2 separate regions of the Homo sapiens genome follow, and region 1 is linked to region 2. The links are chromatin loops, found by intact Hi-C in ENCODE. Cell type or tissue: B cell. All regions are shown on one strand. Links, peaks and the distances in the headings refer to the core of each region. The heading gives the core; the rest is flanking DNA.

The links. A loop is a pair of places that touch in the nucleus more often than their neighbours do. Peaks named below come from ENCODE experiments on the same cell type or tissue, not always from the same donor. Only the 100,000 strongest peaks of a DNase experiment are listed, where the experiment ranks them.
Region 1: a loop joins it to region 2, with 7 times the contacts of the local background. A loop is called at or near these places in 4 of 110 quality-filtered maps.

Annotation. Positions count from the first base shown.
Region 1 is chr7:151,830,397-151,846,626 of GRCh38, forward strand. The region is part of intron 1 of PRKAG2 (protein kinase AMP-activated non-catalytic subunit gamma 2); the gene reads right to left. Among named protein-coding and RNA genes, the nearest start is that of PRKAG2-AS2, 32 kb to the left of the region's middle. RefSeq lists a silencer at 5,093-5,293 and enhancers at 7,627-8,208, 8,441-8,490. In B cell, for the core only: no CTCF peak of the experiment used is centred there; DNase peaks (open chromatin) are centred at 7,956, 8,865 and 9,435; H3K4me3 peaks cover 1,588 bases; H3K27ac peaks cover 4,509 bases.
Region 2 is chr7:151,770,214-151,786,253 of GRCh38, forward strand. It overlaps PRKAG2 (protein kinase AMP-activated non-catalytic subunit gamma 2), which reads right to left. Exons shown (of 16, transcript NM_016203.4): 3 at 10,939-11,218. Among named protein-coding and RNA genes, the nearest start is that of PRKAG2-AS2, 28 kb to the right of the region's middle. RefSeq lists silencers at 12,673-12,762, 12,873-12,972 and enhancers at 13,704-14,593, 14,594-15,483. In B cell, for the core only: CTCF peaks have their summits at 12,863 (motif pointing right) and 13,063; a DNase peak (open chromatin) is centred at 12,848; H3K4me3 peaks cover 1,025 bases.

The DNA of each region.
Region 1 (16,230 bases), core at 4,320-12,319, 56 kb after region 2:
GAGCAGGCAGAGAAGAGAGAGGCCGAGGAGAGAAATAAGCCAAGCCCGGGGTCTGAGCAGGCTGCACCTGGCATCCGTCAGCATCTCACTCTCCTTTGAGGTAACACACGGAGCTGGAAGGACTGGGGGACGGAAACTCTGAGCCCTGAAAGGCCCCTACAGTGTGACCTGAGAAGATCTCTCAGAGAAGCTTCCAGAAATCCATCTGTGCCTCCCCGGCCCTCCCGCGATGGGACTCATGAGGGGCAGCAAAGAGCCCCGGGGGCGGGGGGAAGAGGAACCAGAGCCTGGCCTGAGGCCTCCTGCGGGATGGTGGACAGCTGAGGCTGCTCTGGAAAACTCCCTCTGGCCAAACTTCCCTCTTTTATGCTTCTTAGGATGGGGGCGGGGCGGGGGGGGGTTGTGATGAGAGGGAGGAGCGTGGTCCCTTCTTTCACTATTTATTCTACACATGTTGTGCTCTCTCACCTGGAGTGACTTCGAGTCATCCAATGTCACTAAAAATCCTTTCTTTTAGGTGAAGGAGTTTCCCTCACTTAATTCTCCCAAGAAAGATTCACGAATGACCAATAAGTATATGAAGATAAGCTCAACATTAGTTATCAGGGAAATGAAAATCAAAACCACAATGAGACACCACTTCACACCCACTAGGACAGCTAGAACATAAGAGAGACAATTACAAGTGTTGACAAGGATACAAATAAATTGCAATCCTCATATTGCTGGGAATTGCTGGTGGGAATGTAAAAGGGTGCTGCCAGCTTGGAAAACTGCCTGGCAGTGCCTCAGAAGTTAAATATAAAGTCACAATATGACCCAGCAACTCCACTCCTAGGTATATTCTCAAGAGAAATAAAAACATATTTCCATACAGAAATTTGTACACAAATGTTTATAGCAACATTATTCATAATAGCCAAAAGGTGGAAACAACCCAAATTTCCTTTGATGAATGAGCAAAACATGGTATATTCATACAATGGAATATTATCCAGCCCATAAAAAGGAAGGACTGACGCATGGTACAACATGGACGAACCTTAAAAATATTTCGTTACGTGAAAGAAGTCATAAAAGACTTCTTTTAGGTGAAGGAGTTTCCCTCACTTAATTCTCCCAAGAGGTGGCCCATTAAAGTGGTTTCTGGTCATCACACCTTAGTGAGTTAATGGCTATGGTCAGCGGAGTTCTGGGCCAATCCTTACAGCAGGTTTAGGCAAACACGTGCCCTTGTTTCACTGATGTGGCAGGAAAACGTGTTCTGATATTCATTTGTATGTTCCCCCCCTTGCACGCCCTGCCTCCTCCTCCAAGCTGGTCTCGGGTCCTGGCCTCGCCCCCTGGAGGGAGTTCTGTGTGCCCGACAGGTGCTGTGTCCCAGGCAGGAGCTGTGTCCCGGTCAGGTGCTGTGTCCCTGGCCTGCCTGCACCGAGGCTGGGGCATCCTGGCAGGATCAGAGGCCGCTAGGGAGGTGACAGAGTGGGGAGCAGAGGACACTTCCCCAGAACCGAGACGGGAGAGAGGGGCCAGATCTCAGAGCGGGGTGGCTGCTGCATCCACCAGAACAAACTCACACACTGGGGCCTCCACTCGGCAAAGAATCTCAAACTCAGGCCTGGCTGCTGCACGAAATCTCCAAGATGGAGGAATCTCAGGAGTCTGGACTAGAAGGGTACAGGGGCCACCAGATGCCTGGAACCCAGACTCTTCTGAGGCCTGGGGGAAGGGGAGGAAGGTCCCTCCCAGAATGCTTGAAATTGAATTTCCCCCCAACCCAATAGGGTGGACACTAGTGACTGATTAGAGGGAGGAAGAGGAGGGGAGGAGGGAAGGAGAGGAGGAGGGAAGGAAGGGAGGAGGGAAGGAAGGGAGGAGGGAAGGAAGGGAGGAGGGAGGGAATAAATCTGAGTCTTTGCCCCACAGAGTTTGTGGACACCAGTTCACACCAAGGAGACCTGCTTGTTGGGGGCGAAGCAGAAGCTCCGACTTCTGGGCAGTGTTCACAGTGCCTTCCCAGGCAGCCAGCAGACCCTCCATAGACACCTGCCCACTGTGGGAGGCGTGGGAGGCTGTCAGAGGTTAGGTCCACGAGAAAGGGAGGAGGGTCAGGGCGGCTGAACACCCCCTCAGAGGAAGGAGCCTAGGGGTTCTCCCCCCTTCCCCTGGGGCTGGTCTGCTGGGCACTGAGGCATCTCTGGGGGGGGGGTCCCAGCACAGCCCACCCTGGGTCCCTTCCACAGCGTGAGCCCCCCGTGCCTGCAAAGGAACGCAGGATCCATGTCCACTCCTGAGGGGCCGCTCTCGGGTACTCTCCAGGTGCTACCTGGGACTGAGGCGACAAAAGCTCAGAGCCCACCTCTGAGGCCCATCCTCAGACCTTCCCTCCCTCTTCTCTAGGTAATAAATGGGCAGCCTCCCAGAGACCCCTATCCCAGGCGAGCAGTTAGGACGGTGGCCATTTCCAGGGAGGCCCCGTGCCCTGACCCCACGTTGCAGGACCCGCTCCGGACTAGCCTGGTGTTCCTCCCAGGACACCCACACTGTCCCCTGAAAAGTGGGGGACATCTTGGAGGAGGTGGGCAGATCAGGTGTCTGAGGTTGCTGGCACTCACTCGTTTATGGTGCACCAGCCCTGGAAGATTCAGGAACAGAAAGACAGACAGCGTCCATCACGAAGCTGGCTTTCCAGTGGAGAGGCGCATGTCAAAATAAAAAGCTAATTTCATTCCGGTAAGAACTGTAAGAGAATCAGGTGTGATCAGTGCAACAGAGAGCGCGTGAGTCTTTTGATTAGATGGTCACGGAAGGCCTCGTGGAGATCTGTGGGGTGGACCTGAGAAAGGGAACTGACCATTGGAAGCTGGGACAGAGCACCCCGGGCAGGAGGGTAGCCAGTGCAAAGGCCCTGAGGCAGGGCTCGGGAGTGTGCAGCGGGAAGGGTTCTCATCCCTGCTCATCCCTGAGCAGGACAGGGTGTGACGAATGATGTTCAAAGGCTGTTCCAGCTGCTGAGCGGAGGAGGCCCTGGAAAGGAGAGGGTGGAAGCGGCAGGGAGGGCCCTGGGGAAGTCTGCAGGGATGGTGCGGGTGAGAGACAGCCCTGTGGGTGCCGCCCTCACCTGCGCTCTGCTATAGAGAGGAGAGCCAGAGCGGGGCGGCAGGAGTGTCTGTCTCGGCTCTTAAGCCGATGGACGCTCCAGAAACCCATCTGGTCCCCAGCCCCAGCACCAGCCAAGATCCTTCTAACTCCAGCGGGCTTTTCAGTTGTTCCAGGGGTGGGGGATAGTTTGGAGAAATAACACTTCCCCTGTGATTAACACATTCAGAAAGGGGCAAAGGGGAGGTTGGCACGAGGCAAGCCCAGAATCCAACTGGCATAAAAAATAAGTCCTTAATGAGGAAAGGTTCACAGCCTCCCCGCTGTGCCTCCCCCAGATGGCGGGAGGGGGTGTGTTCTGTGGGGTGCCCAGTGCACTGGCACACAAGCACACTGCCCCCGCTGGGAGCCTGAGGCCACAGCCAGCATTTCCACCTCACCGTCCATCTCTCCTTCCTCTAGGAGAAGGCCCGGCCCATGGCGGGGGCCAGGCAGGGATAACAGAATAGTGAATCTACTTAAAAAGTTACCTTTGCTAAATACTCACCTTACTGCCAGTTTCTGGAGGAAAAAAAAAATAGAAAATGGCAGCAGGTGGATCATTCCCCGACAGCAGTTAAATGCACCTTGGAAAGAACAAGGTTTCTGCCCAGCAGCCCCCAACAGGGCTGACCCTGAAAACTTAAGGACAAATTCAAACAAGGTGTCAACTCAAGTCACAGAATTTGGTGATCATGATTTGTCTTAAACTGACTCCCACTTCTAAGGGAATGAGAAAGTACACCCAAGATGACCTGAGCCACAATTTTTGGTAAATTAAGTCCTGTAACCAGGTACAGGTGATTCCCGTTACTCAAGGTGGTTTTGCTCCACAAAGTCGCCAGGCACACTGAGTTAGCAAATGCTGAGCCATTGTTTTCAGGGGAGGTGCAGGGTTAGCTTCCTGGGAGCCTCTGGCCACGTTTTTGTCAACCAATCAGTACATCACGTTGTTTGATGTGGGTTTCTGTTTAAATAAAGGCACGGGTGTCCCTGTTTGCACCGCACAGCGCACCCTCAGGTGAGAGTCTTCCGGGCTGAACATCCCATCTCCACATAGTGGGAGGAGGAACACCCAGCACTACCCCTACTTGCTGGAATGTGGACCATCTGGGGTCGGAAGGGACCCTGGAAAGCATCTGATGAGGTGCAGAGAGGTTTAAGCCCCCACCCCAGGAACGGAGTGGAGGGAGTGTGGAGGGCTACGGCGCAGTGCCGCCCCTCCCCATCGCTGTGGGTGAGTCTCCTGGGGGGCTTTGAACAACAGAAACGCACCATCTCCCAGTTCCGGAGCCCGGAAGTCCGAGATCAAGGTGTCGGCAGGGCTGGGTCTCTCTGAGGCTGAGAGGGAGAATCTGTCCAGGCCTTTCTGCCAGCTACGGGTGGCTGCCGGCCATCTTTGGGGTTTCCTGGCTTGTAGAAGCATCACCTTGATCTCCACCTTCATCCTCACCAGAGGTCTCTCCGGGCATATCTGTGTCCAGAATCCCCCTCATACGCAGATGCCAGCCATGTGGAAAAGGGCCAGCCTGCTCCAATGTGGCCTCATCAAAACTCATCACATCGGAAACGACCCTGTTTCCAAAAGAGGTCACATTCACAGGTACAGAGGGTTAGGATTTGGACACATCTTTTAGGAGACACACAATTCAACTCATAACAGGGTGCCCTTAGAAAGGTTTTATGTTCATTTGTTTTTAGGGTCAGGGTCTTGCTGTTTTCCAGGCTGGAGTGCCATGACACACACGATCTTGGCTCACTGCAGCCTTGACCTCCTGGGCTCAAGTGATCCTCCAGGTAATATTTTTATTTTTTATTATTTTTATTATTTTTAATTTTTTGTAGAGACGGGTCTCCCTATGTTGCCCAGGCTGGTCTCGAACTCCTTGGCTCAAGTGATCCTCCCACCTCGGCCCCACAAAGTGCTGGGATTACAGGCATTAACCACCACACTCGACACCCTTAGAAAGTTTTCAGAAATTGCTCTTGTCTGCCTGCTTACCCTTCCGAGGCATCTAACAGCATCCTCCCTGGCCTAAGCCTGGGAGCCTTCCTAAAGGCGTAAGCTCGCCTTTAGGAACCACTCTCGTTGTGGTTTTAAATTGTCATCACTTGCCAGATAAGGAGAGGTTGCTGTATGGACAGACACACAAGGAGACTGACCCAGGTCCTGTTGCAGGACAGTCACCCAGCATCCTGGCCCCACCCTGGGCTTCCATTGGTCTGGATCGGACATCCCGGGGGCTCTCGTGGGCAGCCTGGTGATGCCAGGAGGAAGGGCCCACTGTGATGGCAGATTGCTGGCTGCTCACCGTGATGAAAGTGCATCTGTCCCACAAAGGGCAGCCTTTCCGTATTCAAGAGTGGGGTGCAGCTCAGGGAGGCATCGGAGATGGGGACTGTGACGAGGCCAATCCACGGGCATTGATTGCTCCATGGACCAGCGTGTCTGAGCTCCCTGTGAATGTATCTAATTTGTGGGACTTGCAGGACCCAGGACCCAGTGCACATCCTGAGTCTAACTCACCCCGACATTTTTTGGTTTTAAACCAGTGAGATGTGATTACAATGAATATTCATGACCGCTTCCCATATCCTGAGTTTTGTCTTCGGCCGTGTCTTTGGAGCATTCCTTCCCCTATAGCATGATTTCTCTTTTATGTTTTGTCTGTCATCTCTTCCCCAGGAGACTGAGAGACTCGGGGGAGCAGGGGCTGCGTCAGGACCCCCTTTCTGCCACCCCCAGCACCAGCCCGAGACAGACTGTGGTCTGACTGCAGGCTGACACACCTGGGTCCACAGGCTGGATTCTCAAGAGGGGCGAGAGAATGGGGTGGTGGCTGCCCCAGGCCAGCTGGTCCAGGCAGCTTCCCTGATCACCGCAGTGACGCTCCTGCTCAAGCTGGGAGAACCAGGGTCAAGTCCCTTCACTCAGTCACCAAAACAAGAAACAAAAACAACAACAACAACAAAGGCAAGGTGGACCCATCGCTGGCTCCTCTGCCTCCAGGGGATCAGAACTTGCCCCCTTCCCAGTGTGAATTCCCCTCCGATGGGGTGTGGAGGCTGGGGTAGTCTCTAGGCTGTCCCAGCTGTGCCTCTGGCCTCCTGTCTGGGTGCAGCCTTAGCGGGGCACAGGAGGGCGTGTATGCGGGTCCTCCAGGGTCCTCAGGCCACAGCTCCTGGGCTGGAGAACTGTGAGGTAGGACCTAGCCCCTCGGGTCCCCTGCCCTCTCCTCCTGGCAGGTTCTCTGGCTTTAGGCATTAATGTCCTGTGACAAATTCACTTAGGACTAAGAAGCCACTGAGAATATTCAGTTCTTGGATCATCCACAACAGCGGAAGCAGAACAGAGTGAGCACTCCAGACGCGAAAGGGCCCGGCCCAGCCAGCTTGCGGGGACCCCCGAGACGAGGTCCCTGCCAGACTGCCAATGTTTATTTGAGGCTATTTGTTTAAATTCAACTTGAACCCCGGTTACCTCCAGCTCAGCCCTGCCCTGGGCGCTGCGAGGAAAACAAAGCCACACCACACCGTGCACAGCCGTCTTCACATCTCTGGAAGACATCACCGTACAGGAGCGGTGGGGAGACAGACCGAATCCCATAAAGTGTGACCTCCTGCCACTGCCACAGCCAGGGCAGAGTGCCCTTCGGGGCTACACAGCTCCCCCCACCACCCCAATCATTACAGGAGAAAGCAAATTGGTGAGACCTGGTATTTTTCATTAAACAGATAAAGTTTATTTTCTTCAAATAGTATCAGAAATATTTTGAAATGACCCTCAATTCCACATTGGGGTCAATTATGGGGGAGGGAAAGGGGGAAAGTGGACAGGAAGATAAGGTGGAAGAAGAGGGAGAGAAAGAGGCAGTGCTGGCCCACGGGGATGGCAGCTGGGGGTGAATCCGGGCGACCCTCCCTCCATCCAACCGTCGGCGCTCGCAGGGCGTTGAGAGTGCTTCACACAAACGGAGAGAAATGGTTGATATTAGTATAGTCATGGTTAATATAAACCTTAAATACCTTTTTAAAGATTAGAAGCTGAGCTGGGAACGGGGCAATCAGGCAGCCTCGAGGGGGGACTGCAGGGAGCAGGGGAGAGGCTTAGAGAGTTCTGAATGCCACACGCGAGGCACTTTTCTCAGGGGGCTCTTAAGCCCTAACACCTTTATAATTTCCCCTTAAGATGCTAATGATCTATTAATCACTGTTTCTGGCTGACTTCCCTTTACACCAGTGCCTTCAGAAGCTCCCCTACCGAGTGGGCCTGTCTTAGGGAGGAATTACTTCCTACAGCTAATCCAGAGTTCCCGCCCCCTGCAACAAAACCCACAGCAGCTTCTCCTCCGGTAAAGCCGGGATCTGAGCAGACAGTCACTCCTGTGGGCAGCGCTGGCTGGAAAGGACACTGGAGCAGGCCGCGCCTGGGCCTTGGAGACACGCACAGGACCCTGGAGGAGGCCACACCTGGGCCTCGGGAACGCGCACAGGACCCCGGAGGAGGCCACACCTGGGCCTCGGGAACAGGCACCAGCAGAGGCAGGACTGGAAAGGACAGGAGAGGCTGGGCCCACATTTAATCTCTGTTCCCTCTCCCTCCACAGTGGTGCCTTTATTTCTAGAAGCAACGAAGGAAACACAGTAGACTCAGAGCCAGAAGAGGAAGAGGAGGCCAGCTCCCACTGCTGCAGCACTCAGCTGGGGTCAGCGGGGCTGTGGCGTTGCACCACTCCATGAAGGGCCTGGTGTCCCTTGACTTGGACACCCTCGACCCTGCCAGGCTCGGCCCCACAGCCTTGCTCAATCCCCTCAGCACCCTCGTCTCCAGCAGACGGGTATCCTGGACATGTCTCACCTGATTTGACACAAGACCACCAAGACAAGGGGCAGGTGGGTGCAGTGGCTCACATCTATAATCCCAGCACTTTGGGAGGCTGAAGCAGGAAGATTGCTTGAGCCCAGGGGTTGGAGATCACCCTGGGCAACATGGTAAAACCCGTCTCTACAAAAAATACAAAAATTAGCCAGGTGTGGTGGTGCATGCCTGTGGTCTCAGCTACTCAGGAGGCTGAGGTGGGAGGACCGCTGGAGCCAGGGAAGTCGAGGCTGCAGTGAGCTGTGTTTGCTCCACTGCACTCCAGCCAGGGAGATAAAGCAAGACCCTGTTTCAAAAAAAAAAAAAAAAAAGTAAAGAAGGCCAGGCACAGTGGCTCACACCGGTAATCCCAACACTTTGGGCGGCTGAGACAGGCAGACCCCTTGAGTTCAGGAGTTAGAGACAAGCCTGGCCAACATGGTGAAACCCCATCTCTACTAAAAATACAAAAATTAGCCAGGCGTGTTGGCTCATGCCTGTAGTTCCAGCTACTCGAGAGGCTTAGACAGAAGAATCGCTTGAACCCGGAAGGCAGAGGTTGTAGTGTGCAGAGACTGAGCCATTGCACTCCAGGCTGGGCAACAGAGTGAGACTGTCTCAAAAAAAAAAAAAAAAAAATAGAAAAGGGGCAGCTTCCTCTGAAGCCAGCTCTGCAGACTGGCAGCTGCCTGACACCTCAGCCGGGCCATTTCCTGAACGGCTAGGCAGGGGCACGTTGGGCTTTAACTGCCCTCAGCCCCACCCCAACCAGGGCTCGCTGCACCAGAAGCTTCCTAGAAAACCACATCTTTTCTGCTAAGAATCAGAAAAGTCGTGATATTCTCAGACATCAGCCAACTACAGACTGGCCTGCAGAAGGAAGGAAAGTAGAAGGAGGAAGTCAAGTGATGCTGGGGCAAGGCAGCGTGGCCGGGCACCGCGGTCGGAACTCTCGTGCTGGTTTGCAGCTCAGAAGCGGTCCGCAGCCCCTGCCGTCCAGCCCTAACCCTGACCTCTTTAGGCCTCAGTTTCCCCACCTAGACAAGGATGATGGTCCATGAGTCTGCTATTTTTCATTGAGCAACCTTGTACTCAGTGCCTGTTCGGAATGAGAATAGCAATGTCTACAGTTCCAATGCTTTCGCCACACCTTACTCATGTCTTGTATTTAAATCCGGTCTGATGATTTACATAATGCTTCACCCACGAGAATTCCTTCAGCAGGGAATGAGGGTGTCATGGAGACGCCGCCTCGGGCCTCGGTAACCACTAGGGAAGAAACGCCAGGGACACCTGGTCCTGACTTGGGATCTGGTGCTCCAGGCTCTAGCTCTGTCCATAGCCCAAGGGTGCTGAGCCCCAAGTGGTCACACCTGCAATGTCACTGAGCTTGGGTAGTGGTCCATCCAGGGCCAGCCAGCCCAACGTAGCAGGGGCCCGCCTTCCCCAGGGACACCGTGTGGCCCAGGAGCCACAGCAGAGGAAGCTGAGCAGGGCGGCAGAGGAAGCTGAGCAGGGTGGCAGCTCCCTGGGAGGCCACACCTGTACCCCAGGGGTTCTTGGACAATTGGGGGCAGGGCTCAAGAGGGAGATCAGATATCCCCCTAACAAAGAGAGTGGGGGCTGGAGCGGTGAATTTGGACACTGAAAGAGGAGTGACTGTATTTGTACCCTGAGTGTGTGCGCCAGTCCTTGAGGGCATTACATTTTACATTACGTTTGTAATCAGAAAAGTAGACTTTCAAAAGAAGACATCATCTAAGTTACTTGTTAGGAGTGGCAGATTCATCTCCCCGGAGCTGGTGACAGTAGGGAGGCATTTGAAAAGGTGCCTGGACAGCACAGGCCTTGAGGGAGGACAGGTCCTCCATGCCCAGAATGCAACTGGCTGGCTAAGGTGCCTTCGAGGTTCCCCAGGCTGCCTGTGTAGAGAAAGCAGCAGCTGGCCCAGCAGCCCAGCTGCAAAGGGCCCTCACCATGCACCAGTTAGTTACTCATTCATTCATTTAGATGAGGTCTCGCTCTGTCATCCAGGCTCAATCATAGCTGGGTGGGGCAATCATAGCTCACTGCAGCCTCAACTTCCTGGCCTCAATTGATCCTCCCATCTCAGCCTCCTGCCTCTGTGCACCTGTCCCGAGGCCCCAACCTGCAGTCCTGAGACTACAGATGCATCTGGCCCCCGGACCTGCACTGTGTGGATGTGGCTTCTGTCAGTTCACTGCCTCAGGAGCAAGAGTAGGAATGGGAGGTCCTCCCAAGATGGAAGTTCACTGTTCTGTGAAACATGAACCCCCCGGACCTCCGTCGCCAGAGTGGTCCAGCAGGGTGCACAGGGGCTCCGGCCCCAAGCCGGCCTGCTTCTGATGGAGGGGTTTACACCGGAGCGAGGAGCTGCCCACCCGAGTCTCAGGCTCCTCATTCATCAACTGTGGATGTTGTTAGTTTAAGAATATAAAGTGCTGCCGGGCACGGTGGCACCTACAGTCCCAGCTACTTGCGACGCTGGGGCAGGAAGATCACTGGAGCCCAGGTGTTCAAGTCCAGCCTATGAGACAGAGTGAGACCCCATCTGATTGACTGATTGATTGGTTAATTGATTAATTGATTGGTTGAGACAGGATCTCACTCTGTTACCCAGCCTGAAGTGCAGTGGTGCGATCTCAGCTCACTGCACCCTTGGCCTCCTGGATTCAAACAATTCTCTCACCCTGCCTCCTGAGTAGCTGGGACTACAGGTGCCTGCCACCACACCAAGCTAATTTTTTTATTTTTTGTAGAGACAGGGTTTCCCTATGTTGCCATGGCTGGTCTCGGACTGCTGGGCTTAAGTGATCCTCCCATCTCAGCCTCCCAAAGTTCTGGGATTACAGGCATGAGCCACCGTAGTGAGGGTAGCAGTGGTGGTAGTAACAGTAGGTAGTGATGGTAGTGATGTTAGTGATGGTAGGTAGTAATGATAGTGATGGTAGGTAGTGATGGTAGGTAATGATGGTAGTGATAGTAGGTAGTGATGGTAGTGATGGTAGGTAGGGATGGTAGTGATAGTAGGTAGGGATGGTAGTGATAGTAGTGATGGTAGGTAATGATGATGGTAGTGATGGTAGGTTGGGATGGTAGTGATGGTAGGGATGGTAGGGATGGTAGTGATAGTAGGTAGGGATGGTAGTGATGGTAGGTAGTGATGGTAGTGATGGTAGGTAGTGATGGGTAGTGATAGTAGGTAGGGATGGTAGTGATAGTAGTGATGGTAGGTAGTGATGATGGTAGTGATGGTAGGTAGGGATGGTAGTGATGGTAGTGATGGTAGGTGGGGATGGTAGTGATGGTAGGTAGTGATGATGGTAGTGATAGTAGGTAGTAATGGTAGTGATGGTAGGTAGTGATGATGGTAGTGATAGTAGGTAGTAATAGTAGTGATGGTAGGTTGTGATGGTAGTGATGGTAGGTAGTGATGGGTAGTGATGGTAGGTAGGGATGGTAGTGATAGTAGTGATGGTAGGTAGTGATGATGGTAGTGATGGTAGGTAGTCATGGTAGTGTTGGTAGGTAGTGATGGTAGTGATGGTAGGTAGGGATGGTAGTGATGGTACGTAGTGATGGTAGGTAGGGATGGTAGTGATGGTAGGTAGGGATGGTAGTGATGGTAGTGATGGTAGGTAGGGATGGTAGTGATGGTAGGTAGTGATGATGGTAGTGATGGTAGGTAGGGATGGTAGTGATGGTAGGTGGGGATGGTAGTGATGGTAGGTGGGGATGGTAGTGATGGTAGTGATGGTAGGTAGTGATGATGGTAGCAATGGTAGGTAGGGATGGTAGTGATGGTAGGTAGTGATGATGGTAGCAATGGTAGGTAGGGATGGTAGTGATGGTAGGTAGTGATGATGGTAGCAATGGTAGGTAGGGATGGTAGTGATGGTGGGGATGGTAGTGATGGTAGGTAGTGATGATGGTAGCAATGGTAGGTAGGGATGGTAGTGATGGTAGGTGGGGATGGTAGTGATGGTAGGTGGGGATGGTAGTGATGGTAGGTGGGGATGGTAGTGATGGTAGGTGGGGATGGTAGTGATGGTAGGTAGTGATGATGGTAGCGATGGTAGGTAGGGATGGTAGGGATGGTAGTGATGGTAGGTAGTGATGATGGTAGTGATGGTAGGTAGTGATGGTAGTGATGGTAGGTAGTGATGGTAGTGATGGTAGGTAGGGATGGTAGTGATGGTAGGTAGTGATGATGGTAGCGATGGTAGGGATGGTAGTGATAGTAGTGAGGGTAGGTAGTGATGATGGTAGTGATGGTAGGTAGGGATGATGGTAGCGATGGTAGGTAGTGATGGTTGTGATAGTAGTGATGGTAGGTAGTGATGGGTAGTGATGGTAGGTAGTGATAGTAAGTAGCGGTGGTAGCATGGGGATGCTGCCGTGAAGCAGAGGAGGCTTCACAATTCTGATTGTGAAGGCTTCAGAACTCTGATCTTCTCAATTCAGGTGGAAACGTGTCTTTAGGATAGAAAACAAGTAAACTGCAGGATTCCCTTCAAGGTCTAGTTCTTCCCTGTCCCTACTTTGGGACACTGCTGAACAGGCTCCATCTGAGTTCAAGAATCTGGGTGTATCTGTGCAGGCCAACAAGCCAATACAGCAGGCATTTGAAAGACACACATACACGCAGGCCATGCTTTTAGTCATGCAAACACACAGTGTCTATATATCTATGTGCACAGATTTCTGGGCATGAATATATGTGTTCCAAGCCCCAGTGTACCTACAAGTTTTGATATAAACCTACACACAGACGTGCAGCATATGTACACAGATAATACTTAAGTGTCCACATGTCTAGAACCTGGAACAAAGCTGCATATAAAAGCAGATGGAACACAGCAGCAGGGCTATGTCTCACGTTGTCGTTTCCTGAAGCTGATGTACATGAGACACTTCATTCTAGTTCTGTGGTTTCTGCAAGGAACTGGTGGGCCAACCATTCCTAAGGAATATGGTGTTGACAAGCTGAAGACAGGCTGCACCATCACGCGGCTACAGCTGTTGTTCTGAATTTCAAATCTGGTGGCTTCATTGTTGTTTTCCCAAAAGTTTCATGAATTATGTCACCAAAAAACTCACTGATTTATGGAGTAAAGTTGAAGCAATATCTAGTTGGTGTGTTTTCAAAGAGAATAAATGGATTTCTGCTTGCACTTCTATTCCCAGAGCTGAGTATTTGAGTGTTTGTTCTAGGATCTGGTATCACACAGCCTTATCTCTATCCCCACTGGGGTGAGGCCCCCCAAGGAAGTTTAGGCTGGAACTTGAGACCACTTATCACCAAATTAATAAAATAGATTCATTTGGAATCAGCTGACTCAAAGCAGGAAGACTTGGACCCAATTCAAACATCTAGACCAAAACCTACACTCTGTTTGGTTAAGATCGGATAGAAATTCTTCCTCTTCACATCTCACATCCATGGACATGTCATGGCAGAAGGCTCCATCGTCCTCAGAGCCCAGCCAGGGAAGGTGAGCAGGAGGCAGCACATGGCTGCCCACCTCTGTAGAATTCCAAGGAACAGAAGCTTTTTAAAAATTCAGATTCCAAGGCCTCAGCCTGGGCCTCCTGACTCCTGGCCAGGGTTTGGAGATGTAGAAGGAGGTAGAAGGAGGAGATAGAAGGAGATGGAGAAGAAGGCATGAGTCAGTTTCCTCCCACACTCCAGGCCTTTCCCAGGGGTTGGGGAAGCCCTTGGGAAGCTCTCCTCTTTTGCTGCAGAGATAGAGAAAGAGCGTGGCTCTGAAGTTGTGGCAGTGTCCCTCAGAGACTGGTCACTCACTACTACAGACCACAGGCAGGCCAGTGCTCCCTCTGGGCCTCAGTGTACTCTTCTGTAAAATGGGAAGATCATACTGGGTGACCTCATCCCTAACACCTCGTCTCTAGCTCTCAACTTCTACCACTCCGCGAAGTCGTGTGGGCTGGAAGTCAGAGCGGCTTCCTCAAAGAGGCGGAAGAGGACCCATCACATGAAGGGGCTGGTTTGGCGAGGCAGAGGTGGGAAGGAACGGGGGTAAAAACCCTCCCACCTGGGTGAGCGTGTCCATCGGAGCAGTGGTTCTCAAATGAGAAGCCCTTCCCCATGAGCGAATCACAAAGTTATTTTAGGTAGGTCATACGAAATAGAAAGAGATACGAAACGTAGAACAGACAATAACTCAGTGCCTGGCAAACAGTGAGCACTATGCAAACACGAGTTATTATTTCTATCGTGAGTCATGGTCCAAAAGTTTGAAATACACTAACTTTCTGTGGCTCACTGTCTCTATTTCGTCACCAGCATGTGACCTCCATGAGTGAGGGATTTTTGACAGTTCTGTTCACTCTTAAAGCCCCGTGTCTAAAACAGTGCCCGGCACAAAGTAAAGGCTCAGTAAGTATTTACTGGATGAATAAATCGGTATCATTCCATGCAATTGTTGTCACATACATATATTCCCTCTTGGGCTAGACCGCCTGGGTCTGAGTCTGGCAGATGAATTCTGTGCTCCCCAGCCCGGCAAACCTCCCTGGGACACGGGGACGTCACAGCTCCTCTTCTCGGTGCTGTTGAAAAGAGTGTATGCGGAGCTCCAGGGATGGCGGCAGGCAGCCTCCGCCCCGCACAAGGGTGCTGGGAGACATCTGTCCCTCCCCACCTGCCCCTGTTCCCAGCTGCCCCCCACATCTCAACCCCACAGTTCCCTTTCCTGGCAGGATCACTGCTCGGCATCCCTCTCCTGGCAGCGACAAAAATGGCCCTCTTCACCCCGACAGCCTCTTCTCCTCGTCTGTGGCCTGCTTGAGCCAGGATGGGACTCATTTCCTTCTCAGGTGAAGACGTTGTTAGTGGAGAAAATGAATCTTGGGCTAATGAGCTGATCAGAACCTTGAGCTGCAAGAGGGCTCCGGCTCTCTTCAACTCCTGGCCCAGTGGTCCTCAGAGCGTGGTTCCCGGACCAGCAGCGTCCTTGTCAACCTAGGAACTTGCTAGAAAAGCACATTCATGAACCCGCCTCAGACCTACTGAACGGAAAACTCGGCGGTGGGGCCCAGCCTCCAGGTGACCCCAGAGCTTGCTCAAGTTTGAGAACCACCAGCCTAACTATTGTTGAGGAGGGAGGAAGCGGTGGTGGCCCCACTTGGAAGTCTGGGCCCTGGCAGCATCAGGACTGACTCGTGGGGGAGGCGCTGGGAAGGGAAAGGCGGTGGCTGCCGTTTTCAGATGCCTGCCTCCCTTCCCAACCTCGTCATCCTCACAAGGGGAGGTGGCTGCCAAGTCACCTAAATGCTGAGGGCGGCAGGTAGTGGGAGCCGCATTTCCCAAAACACTGCGGGGGCGGGAAAGGCCCCACCTAGGAGATCAGAGCTCTTCCCAAACACCAACGGCAACCCCAGCTCATCGGAGCCACCAGGAATAATTCTTGCCATTAGCCCCAGAGTCTGCCGCTCCCTCAGGGTCCCTCTCCCGGCATCTGGGGGCTGGATTTTCACACACACAGTGTGTATGGTCCCGGAACACAGACGGGTGCTGTCCTCAGATCGGGGGCTAGCAGGGTCTGGAGGAGCCCTCCTCAACAGATGAGTCCCTGTGACATGACTTTCCAGAGCCAGACCTCCCGGCCTGATCAGTGCTCGCCCCTACTTGCGGTGTGTGAGCTGACACGATTTACCCTGATGGGCAGCTGTTTATTTTTACAATTTATGGTGAACCATGTTAGAAGTTTTCCATTTCTTCTAGTCTTAGAAAGTTTCTTTTAAAAATAAATGTAAGGCCGGGCGCGGTGGTTCACAGTTGTAATCCCAGCACTTTGGGGGTGGGCAGATCACTTGAGGTCAGGAGTTCGAGACCAGTCTGGCCAACATAGCGAAACCCCGTCTCTACTAAAAATACAAAACTTAGCTGGGTGTGGTGGCGCACGCCTGTAATCCCAGCTACTCAGGAGGCTGAGGCAGGAGAATCACTTGAAACCGGTAGGCAGAGGTTGCGGTGAGCCAAGATCGCACCACTGCACTCCAGCCTGACGACAGAAACTCCGTCTCAAAAAAATTTAAAAATAAAAAAATAAAAATAAGCTTAAAAATTGCACTTGGATATAAAAATTGTGCAGGTGTGAATGGCTGCAATTTGGAACTACCCTATCCCACAACGCCACCTCTGTTTCTGAGGGACACCGTAACTTAGGACGCTGGCAGGAGGTGGTATA
Region 2 (16,040 bases), core at 8,027-16,026:
CCCTGACCATGGAGTGGCTCTGACTAGCCTATGGAGGCTGCACACAGACAGTCTTCGCATCCTTGGCTTCACCCTCTGACATATAGGGCCTACTGTAATCCATTTAAAGGTTAAGTCTCCACCCCAGCGTGAACATGGATGCATGCTGCACACAATTAGCCAATTATGCATGTCTATGCTTCCTCTTTGTGAATATTCATAGCTCCTCCTATAACCTGTTGAATATGTACATTTGGCCACGCTGTTCAGCATAAATCCCTGTCTTCCACTCTCGCAGTGCCTGTTTCCAGCATCTGGCTAGAGACTATGCTTCCCAGCCTGTCAGAATGGTGACCTGCTGGCTGCAGCCTTTTTAAAGAAGTGATCCTTTCCAAATGTAGGAACCTTATCATTCTTCAACTGACACTTTGCTGGTCACTGAGCAAGGTGTGCTGGGAGGAGTGAGGGCTCTGAGGTCTCGCAGGTTTTCTGGGGAGCTTGATTCTTATGGAGTGACCTACAAATAGCACATGTATTGAAAACACATCAACCAGTCTCAGAGCAGCCCTGTCTCTTGGGTTTTAGGAGTTCGACCTGGAGCTGTAGGGGGGTGAGATAGAAAGTGGCCTCCCTCCTGGAGAACCCAGTGAACAAACCACCATGCCCCACGCCCCATCCCCGACTTTAGCATTAAGCGTTGCAGAGGCTGAGAAGTAGGGGTTCCAGCCACGGTTGGGTCTTGTGTTGACCATTTTCCAGTGCAACCACAGGCTCCCTAAGATTCAAGCAGCACTGTGGGCTTATGACCTCACACATTTACCATTGCAGAAATTATGCCAAAGCATGATCAAATTATCTGCCCACAATGTATAGGTTGCTTACAAAAATAACCAGCCCTCCTCTGTTCCTTACTTCAGGCTCTAAGATCTGCCTGATTTCTACTACTGTAAGAACATAGAAAGTAATCTCATTACATGCATGATTTTTACCCTATCTTCATTCCAGCTATGTTATTCTTTATGCTTTTCCCTTAGCTAAAATTTCGATTTCCGCTTTACATTTTTGGCATTTTAAAATAAAACATTATATCACTTCTATCAGCACCACGTTTCTTGTCTTTCCAAGTCTGCTGATGCTTTCAAAATCCCCACGTCCCAAACTCAGCACCATTAAATTGGAGTGAGGCTGGTGGTGGAATGGGAGGTGGGTGCTTAGGGATTATTCCACTTCCTCCTTTCCTCCTGCACTCTGTTCCAAAGCCAGAGAGCTCCGTGTCCTTTTGCTGTATCTGAACAACTGTGGGAGGAATCATTTTGTATGCATGCAGTACACACAATGCCATCTTTCCTAGAAGTCTCAGGCTCTGGGGTATATATCAATATCACCTGAGGAGCCTGTTAAAACTTTCGATTCCAAGACTCAGGCCATTGAGTCATTCGCTTCACTGGTTTGTAAATATCTTTGTACATTAGGGATATTAGTCCTCCATCAATTCATCATCTCCTTCTGGTCTAGCACGTGTTTTTCACGTTTATATTGTTGTTTTGTTTCATTTTCTATTTGGAGTGGGAAGCTGTATGGAAGTGGTCATCTTGATGTCATCAATGATAATTGCCTCTGTCCCTTCACAGTTTCTGGACCCGGTCGGGCTTACATATGACCCACTGAAATCCCTGGGTCAGTATAGCCATCATCTTGTATTCAGAAGCATCAGCCCACATTTTAGAAAGCATTGAAAAACAAGTTAAGTTGTTGGTGAATTAATTTCAAACAATTTGCTCAGTGCCTTCAGGCGCCATTCTAGACCCTGAGAAAGCTTTGAATAAAACAGAATTCCTGTCCTCAGACAGTTTACACTCTGGTGGGGAGAGACAGGCAAGTGAACCAGTAAATAGACAGTATATCCTGTGGGGAATCAGTAGTGTAGATGCCTGCAAGGAGATTGCTACTACTTTACCCAGGGTGTCAAAGGAAGGCCTTTCTACTAAGGTGAGTCCTTTCAGGAAATCTGAAGAGGTGTCTGGAGAGGCTGCCTGGGAGCCAGCGGTGTGCTTATATTCCCAACACACATAATGCCCCTTTCAGGGGGTCATCTCTTCTATCCCTCTCCCACCATCCTACACAGCACAAGAACTGGGCTTCAATCTCTGGTATGACGCTCCCAAACTCTCCAAAATCTTCTCCAACCAAAACTCACCTTCTAGAATCTTCCCTTCACTCACCTGGACCCCCGTTATGCATTTCTCTCTTAGACATTCTTCATTCTTTCTAACAGGAATGCATCCAGCTCTCCTCTACCTCATCAATATAGCAAAGCTCTGAGAATCAAGCCTGCAAACTTTGAGAGAAGGCAAGAAAGGCTGTGGATATTTATATCACAAACAAACATATTTTTTGCACCTTCTAGAAAGGCCTGACATCCCAAGATTTAGATATTCAAATGTTTTGGAGGTACATTACTTAAAACACTTAAAGTTTAGTTCCACACGGAAATTATTTTGGTGTGACCAAGAGCCAGGTGTGGTGGTTCACACCTAAATCCCAGCACTTTGGGAGGCTGAGGTGGGAGGATCGCTTGAGTACAGGAGCTTGAGACTAGCCTGGGCAATACACTGAGACCCAATTTCTACAAAAAGTTAAAAAATTAACCAGGCATGGTGGTGTGCATCTGCAGTTCCACCTATTGCGGGCAAAGGGCAGGAGGATCGCTTGAGCCTGGGAAGTTGAGGCTCTGCAGTGATTCTGCCACTGTACTCTGGCCTGGATGACAGAGACCCTGTCTCTAAATGAATGAAAGAAAGAAAGAAAGAAAGAAAGAAAGAAAGAAAGAAAGAGAGAGAGAGAGAGAGAGAGAGAGAGAGGGAGGGAGGGAGGGAGGGAGGGAGGGAGGGAGGGAGGGAGGGAAGGGAAGGGAAGGGAAGGGAAGGAAGGAAAGGAAGGAAAGAAGGGAAGAAAGGAAGGAAGGAAGGGAAGCAAGGAAGGAAGGAAGGAAGGAAAGAAAGAAGGAAAGAAAGAAAGGAAAGAAAGGAAGGAAAGAAAGGAAAGGAAAGAAAGAAGGAAAGAAAGAAAGAAAGAGAAAGAAAGAGAGAGAAATGACCAAGGAGCCACTTTTATCTATTTTTTCGTAAATGGCTAGCTGGCTATCCCATTATTGGTTTATAGATCCCTAAGATCTATTCCATTAAAGCAGAGTCTCAGCACCTGGACTAAAAGTGGACTTCGGAGTTCAACCACCTGACTTCACATTTTGGCTTTACCACTTGGTAGCTGTGTGGCCTTTGTTCCACAACTTAAGCCCTCGTGCCTCAGTTTCTAGTTTGGTAAACATTGTACAAATAGAAGAGTTGCTATGAAGATTGAAAGAATTACATACAATGCACTTAGAACACACACAGACTTTTATAAGGAGCAAAATTTAGCAACACGACATTAGATCATTCTGGAGGTCCTGCCTTGCTGACTGTGTAAGATTCTTTTTGCTTTTTTAAAAGACTTTAATCTTATTATTGGCAGTTCATGAACACACAGACATGCACTTTCCTTTCCTCATCTCCAAAGGCAAGATCACCCTAAACCAACTTGCAAAATCTTTTGAAGCTAAAGATTCACTGTTCTGGAAGCTCCTGCAGCCACTCAGCCACGTAATAATTCTTGTGGCACAAGGTCAGCCAGGTAAACATTTCAGGCTTTGTAGGCCATGGGGTCTCTGTTGCACCTGCTCAGTTCTGCTGTTGAAGTGTGGAAGCGGCAGGAGAGGAACACACAGATGGGCGTGACTGTGTCTCCATGACAGCTTTGTTTACAAAAAGAGGTGGCACGCCAGATTTTGTCCCGGGGCTGATTTTGTCATTTGCTGACTGCTGCATTAGAGGGAGAGACGGAAAAGTGGGGCATTGTTTTGGTTGGGGTGTTTGACTCTGATCATCAAAGGGAAGTAGGTTTGATATTCCATGGTGGCTAGGAGTATGATGAGAACGCCAGCCACACTACGAATCCTCACGCTACTGTACCTCTGACCAGAGGCAAATGTTAGTGAAAGACTACGGCAACTCCATACAGGCAGCCTCTGAGAGGTAAGATCCTTCCAGAAGAAAGGTCTGGTTCTCTTCCCTGGGCAAAAAACACCAGCCAGCCTAGGTACTTGCTGGTCCCAAGATCAGCTGTGGAATCCAGAACCATGGTCCCCATCTGTGTTCCCCCTCCTGTCTTAGAGTGTCTTAGAAGATTGAATTACCTCTTTTTCCTTTTTCATTTCTCCCTCTGAAATGACAGTGATCATAATTTTCATCTTCCTGCTTTCTTTCCCCTTAATAATATAAAACAGTGTTTATCGGCCAGGCACAGTGGCTCACACCTGTAATCCCAGCACTTTGGGAGGCTGAGGCAGATGGATCACTTGATGTGAGGAGTTTGAGACCAGCCTGGCCAACATGGCGAAACCCTGTCTCTACTAAAAATACAAAAATTAGCCAGGTGTGGTGGCGGGCGCCTGTAATCCCAGCTACACAGGAGGCTGAGGCATGAGAATCGCTTGAACCCAGGAGGTGGAGGTTGCAGTGAGCCGAGATCTCGCCATTGCACTCCAGCCTGGTGACAGAGTGAGACTCCATTTCAAAAAAACAAAAAAGAAAAAGAAAGAAAACAGTGCTTATCAAGCTCTGGTGTATATCAGTATTACCTGAGGAGCCTGTCAACACTTTAGATTCTATGTTTGTCATGTAGGCCATAAATTATAGGACAGAAAGATGAGATGCAAATAGAACATGAGGAGAAGTGGGCATTACCTTGAGACAGAAGACTCAGAAAACAGGGGATCATAGCCACATCCTCCTTAATGTCAAGGCTGGATGTGAGGCTGCATCGCCCTCCATGGGGGAAGCAGCTTACACAATTGTATGTAGGCTCGTTGGGCCACGTGTGATGAGGGCATCCTTGCGTGCATGCACACATGCTGGCCAAGGAGGGTGGGATGCCACAGTCCCCTTTGGATTGCCAACTGGACCTCTTATCCTGGAACTTCCCGCCCTACCTCCTGGTTCTTGGTCATTCTGTTTCTCCTGCGTGATCCTACCCCCCACCCCGCCCTGATTGATTCAGGGATCCTAACTGGGCTAATCAGATATCCTGCGACAAGGCATTTAGGACAGTAAATGGAGAGAGACACAGACTAGGACTTCTCTGGATCTCTTGGAAAGATCCACGAATTCTTGCTGCTGAGGCCTCAGGGCCAGTCTGGTTCCTTCCCTTCCTGAGTCCTGAGGGTTCAGCTCTTTTTGGAATTCCGTAAATGCCCCCAAATCCTTCCAACACATTGTTTGCTTGTTAAAAAAGTGGTCGTGTGAATATAAAAGAAGAGGGACGAAAACTGGATTCAGAAAGGCTGGAAATGTATCCCTTAATGCCTTTTGTCCAGATTTGGTTCAAAGGCTTCTAGCAGCCAGTGCAGACAGAGGAAATGCGCTATTACACGATTAATGTCTGCTAGAGACAAAAGCAGTCCCGTTGATCAGAAGTTCAGCTATTCTTGGTACCAAGACCAGACAGCAAGTTCCTCCCAGGGGCCTTGTGTAATGAACGAAGTCTTCATGACATCCCTCCAGTGGACACAGTGGCTTTCACGGGGCTGTTTCTTCCCAAGACCCTCCAGATGGGCCGATGGCATTACTCACAGGCTCAATTTCATGAAGTTAGTTCTAGGGCAGTGGGGGAGCAATCTACAGTCTGGGAACCCTGATCCAGGAATAGATTTCAAGTACGGAGAAAAGCAGACAGATTTTGCCTCCTCCAGGCCAGCCTCATGCCAGGCACAAATGAACGGCCATCTGGAAGGAGCTCAGGGTGACCTCCCAGTCAAGTAACACCACAGCACAGAGACCTGGAGCTTCGTGCCTTATCAGCCATAGGGCTCGGGGAGGGATGGCTTCTTTCAGGGAAAGCCAAGGAGCTGGCCTCACTGATTCTCAAGGGCACCAACATGAGCAATTGCCCTGGGGACCAGGCTTGCTCTGTTCTGAACTCCCCATCCCAGGGGGCTTCTCTGAAGAAGCCATGCCCCCACCCCAACCTAATCAATCCTTGCCCTTGTGAGTAGCTGAGAGCCATGTCATAGCCTTCCTGAGCCCGGCCCCTGGCTGTCTACCCCGATGGTGTAACCGGGCTGTAACAGGCTCTGCCTTCTCCATAGTACCTGACAAGCCAGAAGAGTGAACCTGGGGATTTTCTACCAAGGACATTGAAGGGCCTTGGAAATACTCAACAGAAAAAGGCAGCCGAAAGGAGCCAGGAGTCAGGCCTGTCTTCAGTGGCCAACGTCCCACCATGTCCACCAACAATAAAGAGCTGCAGTGCCTGACTCCCTGTGTCCCAAGGGAGGGCCCAGGCCCCGGGTACACACGGGCCCCAGCAGGCAGCCCCAGGTCCCGCTCCCTTCGCAGCTGTCTGCACTTCTGCCATAGGAAAAAAGCAATTCACAGGCTCACTGAGCTCACAGACCACACTCAGGCCTGGAGGAAGGCGCAGATGGCAGGCCCAGCCGGGGCAGTGCAGGCACCCTAGGTGAGGAAGCAGCAGTTTTAAGTTTCTGGAATGAGAGGTAGCTGAGGGGCTCATATACCCCAGTGTGTGGATTAGGGGCACAGGGGTGTGGAGCTATGAGTGGACTGTGGGCCCCTACCCAGCAATGAGGCCTTCAGGTACATTGCAGAGGATGATCAGGGGCCTCACAGTCTCTGCTTCTGAGCCCCAGCCTCATCCCCAGGACCCCTTGGGTGCTGGACACTGCCGGGGTGAGGCCTCCCGAAGGTACAGCCCCCACATTCCTCAGCCCGCAGCTGGAGCTCCTGCAGTACAGGAGATGGGTTGGGGGACTCACTCTCTGACTCCACCTGCCTGTCTCGGCCCCTGGCTTTAAGGAAAGGGTGGAGGGGAGTCTGGGAGCTTCCTCCTGTGCAGACCACAGGCCCCAATGGAAGGGGCCATGGCCAGGTTCAGCATGGGCCCCGAGGTCTAGCTCTTCACTGCGGCAGCACCCCATGTGGACACCAGCAGAGTCATCCCCAGGCCTGTGCCTGCGTTCCCTCACTGTGAGCACAGTGTCTGCTGGGACCCGCTGAGATCCAGAGGGGCTGGGAGTCTTGGATCCACCTCTGATAGAGGTTGAGTGTTTCTTCCCCGCTCTCAGGTTGAAATTGGATCCCCGGTGTTGGAGGTGGGGCCCCGTGGGAGGTGTTTGGGTCCTGGGGGCAGATGCCTCATGAATGGCTGGGTTGCCTCCCTGCGGCAGTGAGTCCTGCTCTCTTAGCTGGGTGCTTTAAAGACTCCAGTACCTCCCCCCTCTCTCTTGCTCCCTTGCGTGTGAGCTCTGCATACCCCGGCTTTCCTTCGCCTTCCTCCATGAGTGGAAGCAGCCTGAAGCCCTTGCAAACACCTTGGCAGAGATCACGACAGCAGGAGAAGGTCCAGCCTGGCCCACTCCATCCTGCATCCAGCCTCACAGGCTGGCTGGCTTTGCTCATTACCTGGGCGGAGGCCAAGCTAACAAAGGGAGGAATTTAGTTTATAGTTTAATTTGAAAGCAAGGATGATAATAGTACCTCCCTGAAACCAACTGTTCCTTGCTCAGGGACTGAAAACCAGCTTTGTGAGATGAATGAAAGACCACAGATTAGGATTATGGGAGGGGCCTGAACCGGGCTAACATGCAGGTGTAGTTTCTATGATCTCGTACTGCTCTGGGGTCATGGAGCCAGAGGTCACAAGACTTGCAACTTCCCCAGTTGCTCCTGTAGATAGTATCACTATTTAACACCTAAGATTGGTCTTTTGAGATAATTTTTTAGACTTGAATTCTGGCAACCAATGGACCCCACCCAGACCCATGACTCATGACTCAGCTGACCCTGTGGCCCTCACCTAGAGGCCGACTCAGTGCTGGAGGCCCGTTTCCACACCACTGTGATCTCATCCCCAACCAATCAGCAGTGCCCGTTCCCTAGCCCCCTGCCCATCAAATTGTCCATAAAAACCCTAAGCTCTGAGCCTTTGGGGAGACTGATTTGAGTGATAGCTCCATCTCCCATGTGGCTGGCCTCACATTAAACATTTTACTACAATACCAAGATCTCGGTGAATTGGTTTTATCTGTGCAGTGGGCATGAGGCTCCCACTGGATGGCTGTGCCCTCCCCAGAAGCAGATGCTGGCACCATGCCTCTGTGCAGCCTGCAGAACCATGAGCCAAATAAACCTCTTCCCTTTATAAATGACCCAGCCTCAGGTACTCCTTTATAGCAATGCAAAATGGAGCAACACCGCCTCCCATCCTGGACCTCCACACTCAGCCATCTGTAGGTTCTCCCCATGCCTTCTCCAAGCCCTGCTACATCCCAGCATTCCCCAGCTAGCCCTTAAGGCTGAGCACGGGGCCTTGGCTGTCCCCAGGCATTCCTGGTGGCTCAACTCTTTCTTCTGCTGTTACCAACACCCGCAACTTCTGTTCCACATCTCGCCACCGCCCCAAAGCTCAGGTCTGGGAGCTTGACATTTTTTTCAAGATGTATTCATTTTTAATTACCAATAAGTGAAGCTAGTCTCAAAAAATTGGAATATCAGATAAAGCAACATTTTCCTTCCACCCATCCACTCCTAATTCTTCACTTAGAAGCTACCACTAGCAGTCCAATGCATGTCCTTTTAAAAAATAAAAAAGGTATATATGTGTGTACACACATACATATATGCACATACATACACACATACATCTATACAAATCCAAAACACACACACACACACCCATATATGCTGTGTTCAAATTATTATATGCATATGCTTTCTTCCCCCATAAATGCTTTCCTTACAGTCCCTTCTAGCTTTGATTATCTGTCTGTCTGCAATTCTGTCAGTTACTGAAAGAAAACAGTTGAAAGAGATTGAAAATCTAAACATAAATAACAATGAAAGATAGTGAAAAGGAGGAATACTTTAAGAAATTGATATGGTTTCAAAAAGAGATTTTTCCAGACCCAGTTTCTAAAAGAACAGCTCATTTCCCAGGCTGAACAGTGGACAGCACCAAACCTCCCACCAAATGCTGTACTGAGCTGCAGCCTAGGCCCTGAGGACTGAACAACTTCTCCTGCACCTCCTGGTGCCACTGCTGGGCTCCCAAAGGGACCCTCTGCCTGCAGGGACCCTCCTCCTCCTCTCCCCGCTCCTCCCTCTCACCCTCTCCTCCCACCCCCATGGAGGGCTCTGTGCAGGAGAATGATGTAGAGGGAGGCGGAGGGTGATGGTTCCTGCCAGAGCTTCAAGACCTTCCCATGGGAGCCAGCTCACAGCTCCTACACTCCTTTGGGCACCCTTCCGATCATCAGGTTCCCTGTGCTGCTCTCCGCCCCGCTCAGAAAGCCTGCCCTGTCCTAACTGAGCACAGGCAGTACCATGGAGACAATCTCGTCCTTTCTTCTGAAGCCTGCTTGCCTCTGACTAGGAGCCCTTGAAGGCAGGAATCCTGTCTTTTCATCCACCAATTCCAGCACATTCAATCTACACAACATCGCAAGTTCCCCAACAAGGCAAACTGCGCACACATCCTCCTTCTCTTTGACAAATCCCACCTGTGTGACGTGGAGCCCTCACGCAGCTTTCCCATCAGGACGGGCCTGATTTCCTTCCTCTGTACAGCACTTTGATCCCTCATCTCTAGACGATGTTTATACAAGGAGATGGGGAAAGAAAGGGGCACCTTAAGGCTAAAGTGCACAAACTTAAAGGAAATTGTGACAACCCCACAGCCTTGAGTGAGGGGTGTGTGTAGAGCATGGTCAGGACCTGCCCCCCACAACACACACACAACCCACAGGCGGGAGCACCTTCATTTGTTTTATGTAGAAAGACGAAGTGCAAAATCTGTCCAAGAGATAGATCTGCTCCACTCACACAGAATACGGCCACCATCCCCTCCACCTCCAAGGTGGTGGATGAAGTAGTGAGGCTGACAGAGACCTGGCTTCTCGTCCTACAGCCACTGCTGCCTGATGGAAGAGTTCGAAGTCAGAAACACCGAAATTCCCCTCTTGCTGCCGCCTGGCCTTGCAGATATAAAGCGTTGCTCTAACACACAGTATTGCCAGTCTTTCTGAGTAAAAGTCAGCCTGGAGAGAAAGGTGAACTATCCCAGGCCTCTGATGGTCAAGGACAAATTTGTTTTCCACATCACTATCTTCCCCAATACAAATGTTCTAAGTCAGTAGAAAGAACTGGAAAGAATAGACAAAGGAAAGGAGAAAGTAAACGCCATAAACTTTCTAGTTCGTGGTATATTTCATATTATCATCGACGGCGCTCAAATGAAAATACCTTATCCTCAGATCACAAACACTAATGAACCTACGGAACTCTTTCTTAAACACTCACATTTCCTCCTTCCATTTCCCCAGCAAATCCCTCCTAGCTTCCATTCCCTGCTGCCCAGAGCCCCAAACAGAAAAAGTTAGGATTTGCCAGAAACAGGTGTAGTCAAACCCTCAAATACCAAACCACAGAGAGTGGAAGCCATATCAGGCTGACCAAAGCAGTATGGTCCCGTGGCCCCGGGTGAGGGCCTAAGCTTGGCTCCATGCCTGCAGTTTCCAGAGAAGGCTGGAGGCAAGTGTGTCATCTGATTGTCCATACAAGCTGTACTGTGAGTATCAGGATGTTTACAGTTAACCCAAGGACCTTGCTGGACCAGAAGGATTACGCTTTGATAGATTAGCATGGGAAGAAAGTGACAGGTGGAAACTGATGTTCTGGAGAGAGATTTGTTTAGGGGGAAGTGGGGGTGGGGAGAAACAGATACAGGCACTCAGCACCAAGCTGCTCACAGCCACCTGGCAGCTTCGGTGCCACCGTGGATGTGTGGCTGCAGAAGAGACCCCCAGCACCCCAGCACCCACCTGAAACAATAGCATCAAGGTCTTACTTTTTCTGGAGCGGGAGAAAAACCTGATGCCCCCGGGCGAGGTAGCAGGGTTGGAGTTGGGGGAAGACTCTTTGGAGGAGGAGCGGAAGATCCCACTGAAGCTCATGCGTCGAGGGGAGCGTGGCGGGGACTCCTGGTAGGAGAACGGGAACACGGTTTTGGGAGAGCCGGGGCTGGTCTTGGGCCTCACAGGTGCAGACATGGGGCTGGAGGGCCGGGGCTGGGGGCCTCTGGAGAAGAACCCTTTGGAGGGGCTGCCCGGGCCGAAGGGGCTGTCCACCTGCAGAAAAACAGACGAATGGATGCAGTCACTCCACGCTCTGGACACGCTGCCTCCTGCCCTGTATGAAACTTATCATTGTCCTCTCTCACATGCGGGCCCCCCATAGTACCCTCCCAGAGAAACAGCCCTAAGCTCTTCCACAGAGGTAGCCACTGAATGGTCTGCAGGTAGCACCTGCCCCAAGGATGGCCCCTCACAGGCTGGCAGCACCACGTCCTGGAGGTCCACTGACCATCCTGTCCCACTCCTTAGAAGGGGCTTCCAGGAGGTAGAGGGGAGGAAGGGAAGCGGAGCTCAAAATGAGCGTCTCCCTCCTTTATTATGGGCCTGCCTGCCTTCACCTCTCAAGACCTCACGTCCATCCAAGTTCTGACCACACAGGACTGCAGTCCTCTTGCCTGCCTATAAGATCCCTATGTTCCAGAACAGAGCGGGCCTGGAGCTCCATCCTGAGACCTCAGTCCTAGGTGATGATGAATTTTTCACCTCCAAGCTGCTTCAGCATTTGAAAGACTGAGGTTGCCAACAGAAGTCAGGAGAAAAGTTCACAAAGCCAGCCGGGTACGGTGACTCACGCCTGTAATCCCAGCATTTTGGAAGGCCGAGGCGGGTGGATCAACTGAGGTCAGGAGTTTGAAACCAGCCTGGCCAACATGGTGAAACCCCATCTCTACTAAAAATAAAAAAATAAAAAAAAAATTAGCTGGGCATGGTGGCGGGCGCCTGTAATCCCAGCTACTCAGGAGGCTGAGGCAGGAGAATCTCTTGAACCCCGAAGGCGGAGGTTGCAGTGAGCCGAGATGGCGCCATTGCACTCCAGCCTGGGCAACAAAACGAGACTCCATTTCAAGAGAAAGGAAAGAAAGGAAGGAAGGAAGGAAGGAAGGAAGGAAGGAAGGAAGGAAGGAGGGAGGGAGGGAGGGAGGGAGGGAGGGAGGGAAGGAAAGAAGGAAGGAAGGAAGGAAGGAAGGAAGGAAGGAAGGAAGGAAGGAAAGAAAGAAGGAAAGAAGGAAGTTAACAAAGCCCCAAACCTCTGAGACTCACTTCACCAATGATTTAAAATTCTAGTCATGGCTTAAAAAATTATCAGACCCCATAACTTTAAGCCAAGGCACAGAGCTCATAGCAGACTTTGAGAAATATCTCACGTGCCCGCAGCCGTGTTCCTGCTGGATGCGTGGAGGAGCTCCTGCCCTGCCTCTGGGTGCCGGTATTTGGCCCCTGCTCTGCCACCTGCTGAGCCAACCTGGGCATGTTACTTGGTCTCACCGAGCCTCAGCTCCCTCATCTGTAAAATGAGGATGGCCGTGCCCTCACCTCAAGGGCTGCTTGAACGTCAGATGAAGCCGCGTGAGGCCAGGAAGCACACGGTGCGTGGTAAACAGCTCTTGTCCTACCACTTGGGAAACTTGCAAGCAACACTGAGTGGAAAGGACCTCAGAGATGACCCAGTTCAGAAGCAAGAAGGGCGAGTAACTCGTCCGCAGCGCTCGCGGGGAGCCAGGACCAGGGCAGACGCGGGAAATACTGCCCTCGGGCGGCCGCGCTGTGCTGAAAAGGGAACACAGGACACCCCACAGGCAGCCTCGGTGCCACTTCGGGGTCTCTCTGTCCCACCACGGGGTGCGCTGTCCGGACCGCGGCCTGGGGACGTTCTTCCGCCACTAGAGGGCGGCCCAAGCCCCGAGCCCGCGGCCCCGGGAGGATAGGATGCCCGTGGCGTGGACCCGCGCAGCACAGCCTCCCCGCGCGGCCTCTCCAGCCGAAAGAGCCGGCGCCGCCACGTGGAGGTGTAGGTCCGGCCTGGCGCGGACACCTTCGTGAGTGGGCCCGGCAGGAAGAAGAGTGTGGTGCTATAGGACCTTGTAACTCAAGCTAAGTTTTGAGTTTTTCTTTTTTTGTGTAGTTCTGTTTTTTGTTTTTGAGACAGGGTCTCCCTCTGTCGCTCAAGGCTGCAGTGCACTGGCGCAATCTCAGCTCATTGCAACCTCCACCTCCCGGGCTCAAGCAATCCTCCTACCTCAGCCTCCTGAGTAGCTGGGATTACAGTTGTCCATGCCCAGCTGATTTTTTTTTTTTGACCATTTAATATGAAAAGCATTTAGATTCTCTGTTTATAGAATATCCCAGTTAGCCACTATTCCACCTAACTATGGGAATCAGGACAAATCCTGAGAATAAATTTACAAACAAGAGAGTCTTCAGGCAGGGGGTGGTGTCTCACACCTGTAATCCCAGCACTTTGGGAGGCCGAGGTGGGTGGATCACCTGAGCTCGACCAGCCTGGGCAACATGGCAAAACCCTGTCTCTACAAAAAATACAGAAATTAGCCAGGTGTGGTGGCCTGTAGTCCCAGCTACTCAAGCAGCTGAGGTGGGAGGATCACTTGAGCCCCAGAGATGGAGGTGGAGGTTGCAGTGAGCAAGGTGACACTACTGTACTCCAGCCAGCTTGGGTACAGAGCAAGACCCTGTCTCAAAAAAAAAAAAAAAAAAAAAAAAAAAGAGGTTCTTCTTCAAGTGGTGGGTGCTGTGTGTGCAGGTCTAGGGTGGGATGGGGGCTGAGAGAAGCCAGTAGGAACAACACACACAGGCACCAGGGTGGTCCTATCACAAGGTGACATAAGCTGGTCCTGGGTGGAGGCCCGGGTTTGGTCACAGCTCAGTTTCCCGCAATGTGGACAACGACTTGGTTGTCCAAGCCTCGTTCCCAGGGCTGAGACAATCACGACAGCAGCCTCGAGGGTGTGAACCGGAAGAGGAGCCGAGGCCACATGGGAGGACCGGAGGGAGGGGTGGGATTTTGGAGCTGCTGGAAAGGTGAGCCCGGACCTGGTGCATGGACGTGCTCTGTTTACAGCATAGGGAGCTTGCTGGGGAGCCGGGGGAGAGGGCCGAGCCAATGCAAATGTCCAGTCCTACAGGGAAACAGAGACACATAGGGGAGCGGGGCCCCAGGAGAGCTTGCAGAGTGCCCACAAGGCCGAAGCACCATAAGCACCATGCAGATGGATAAATGGCCCGGAGCTGAAACCTGCCCCTTAACAGAGGCCCTGACCCAGAGGAGGCCCTGACAGCTGGCTAGGCTTCAGAGACGCAGTGACAGGGCCGGGGAGGTGTCCAGTGCCCAGAGACAGAGGAGAAGGGGTTTGAAGCACAGAGACAGAGGGCCGGCCATTCACTTGGGCCACCATGAGGGTGGGGGTCACGGGGGAAGTTGAGCCATGAGCCCCTGGAGAACCAGTCATGAAAGGCCAGTTTAACCATATTTGATGAGCAAGGGGGACCCCAGGATTATCCTGAATGGGGTTCCATTCTGTATTCTGAATCCAGGCCAGTGGAGTCGGGCATCCAGGGATCAGGCCTGAGGAGGGAGCCCTAGGAAGCAGCCCTGCCAGTCCTGTCTCTGGAAAATGGCCGAAGCATGCTGGATGCTGGGCCCTGTCTGACCCCTCTCACCGGGAACCTTGGGGGCCAGATCACACTCCCAGACGGTGGGAAAGCCAGGCGGAGGGACAGGCCTGCTGGGGTGGGCTGCGTGGCGGTGCAGATAACAGGCGCCAGCTGAAGCCACCAGGGACAGGGCCTCAGGCCTTGCTCTTGGGCAAGCTATAGCCAAATGATATGTTGGTGAATGCAACCGGATGATTCCCCGGGTATTGACAAGACTCCCAAGTGTGTGCCTGGCTCCGCAGAGCTAATGGAGAGCAGGCATTCAGCCGTCTGCGGAGCAGAGCTCTGCCTATGGGGCCATTTGTCATGCAGCTGCCAGAGAGGAAGCTGGGGCCAGGGCCTGGCTGTGGCCCCTGTGTCTCTCCCACACTCTCAGATCTTCCGTGCAAGGTTTTCACTGGAAAGAAGGGTTTTGCAGAGTCAAACAGGAGGAAGACGACCCAGTGCCCGCGGGGCTGGTCCCACAGCCTTGCACGGGGTTGGTGGCCCCTTCCTGCCACTCCACTCTCTGCTGGCCCAGAAGCTCAAGGCCATTCCCTGGCAGTCTTTGCTGGATGGGCCACGAGAGCTGCTAATAAGGTTGCTTGTTCAGGGCAGGGTGGGGAGGGCACTGGCACCAGTGGAGCCCCACAGGCCGACACCAATTTGATTCAGTTGTGTGTAATTCAAATGCTTAAAGAGGAGATTTGCTTTTTCCAGCATGGGAACTCCTGCCTTCATCCCAGGCTAGCCGGCACCCAGAACCCATCCCAGACCCTGTACGTAGCCCCCAGATCACTAGCTCTGTCTGCTGTCACCTGCCGGAGGGGTCTGTGGGTGGCAGAATGCCAGGAAGCACGTCCCCTACCAGGCCTCCACCCACCCTTACTTCCTGGCTGCAGGAGAAACCTGCAAGCAGCCTGGACCTCTGCGCCCTGCCACGGCCACCTCGACCCTCACCTGATGCTGTGGCTCCCTCTCCAGAGCCCCCCACCCCACCCCACACTCTTTCTGGCCACCTGACCCTACACAGTCAACAACCTCCTCGAGACACTAGTTTCCTAATGGGAGGGAAATTCACCAGTGCAGGAGGGACGGCGAGGAGCTAAAGAGAGGAAAGGAAAAGTGGAAAGAGAGAAAAAGGCGTGTGGAGAGGGTGCAACACGAGGTGGAAGGAGAGAGCCCAGCGCTGGGGGTGGGCGCTGGTGGGCAGCAGGGCAAAGTCCTGCCAGTCGAACTCAGCCCAAAGACCACAGATGGTCGGCAGTGACCGATACCTTCCACCGGGCTTAGCTCACTGCTCATCTTCCTCCACTGCCTCTGCCCATGTTAGGGGGGTCTAGTGGGCCACAGTCAGTGCCACGTGAGGAGAAGAAAAAGGGGTGAA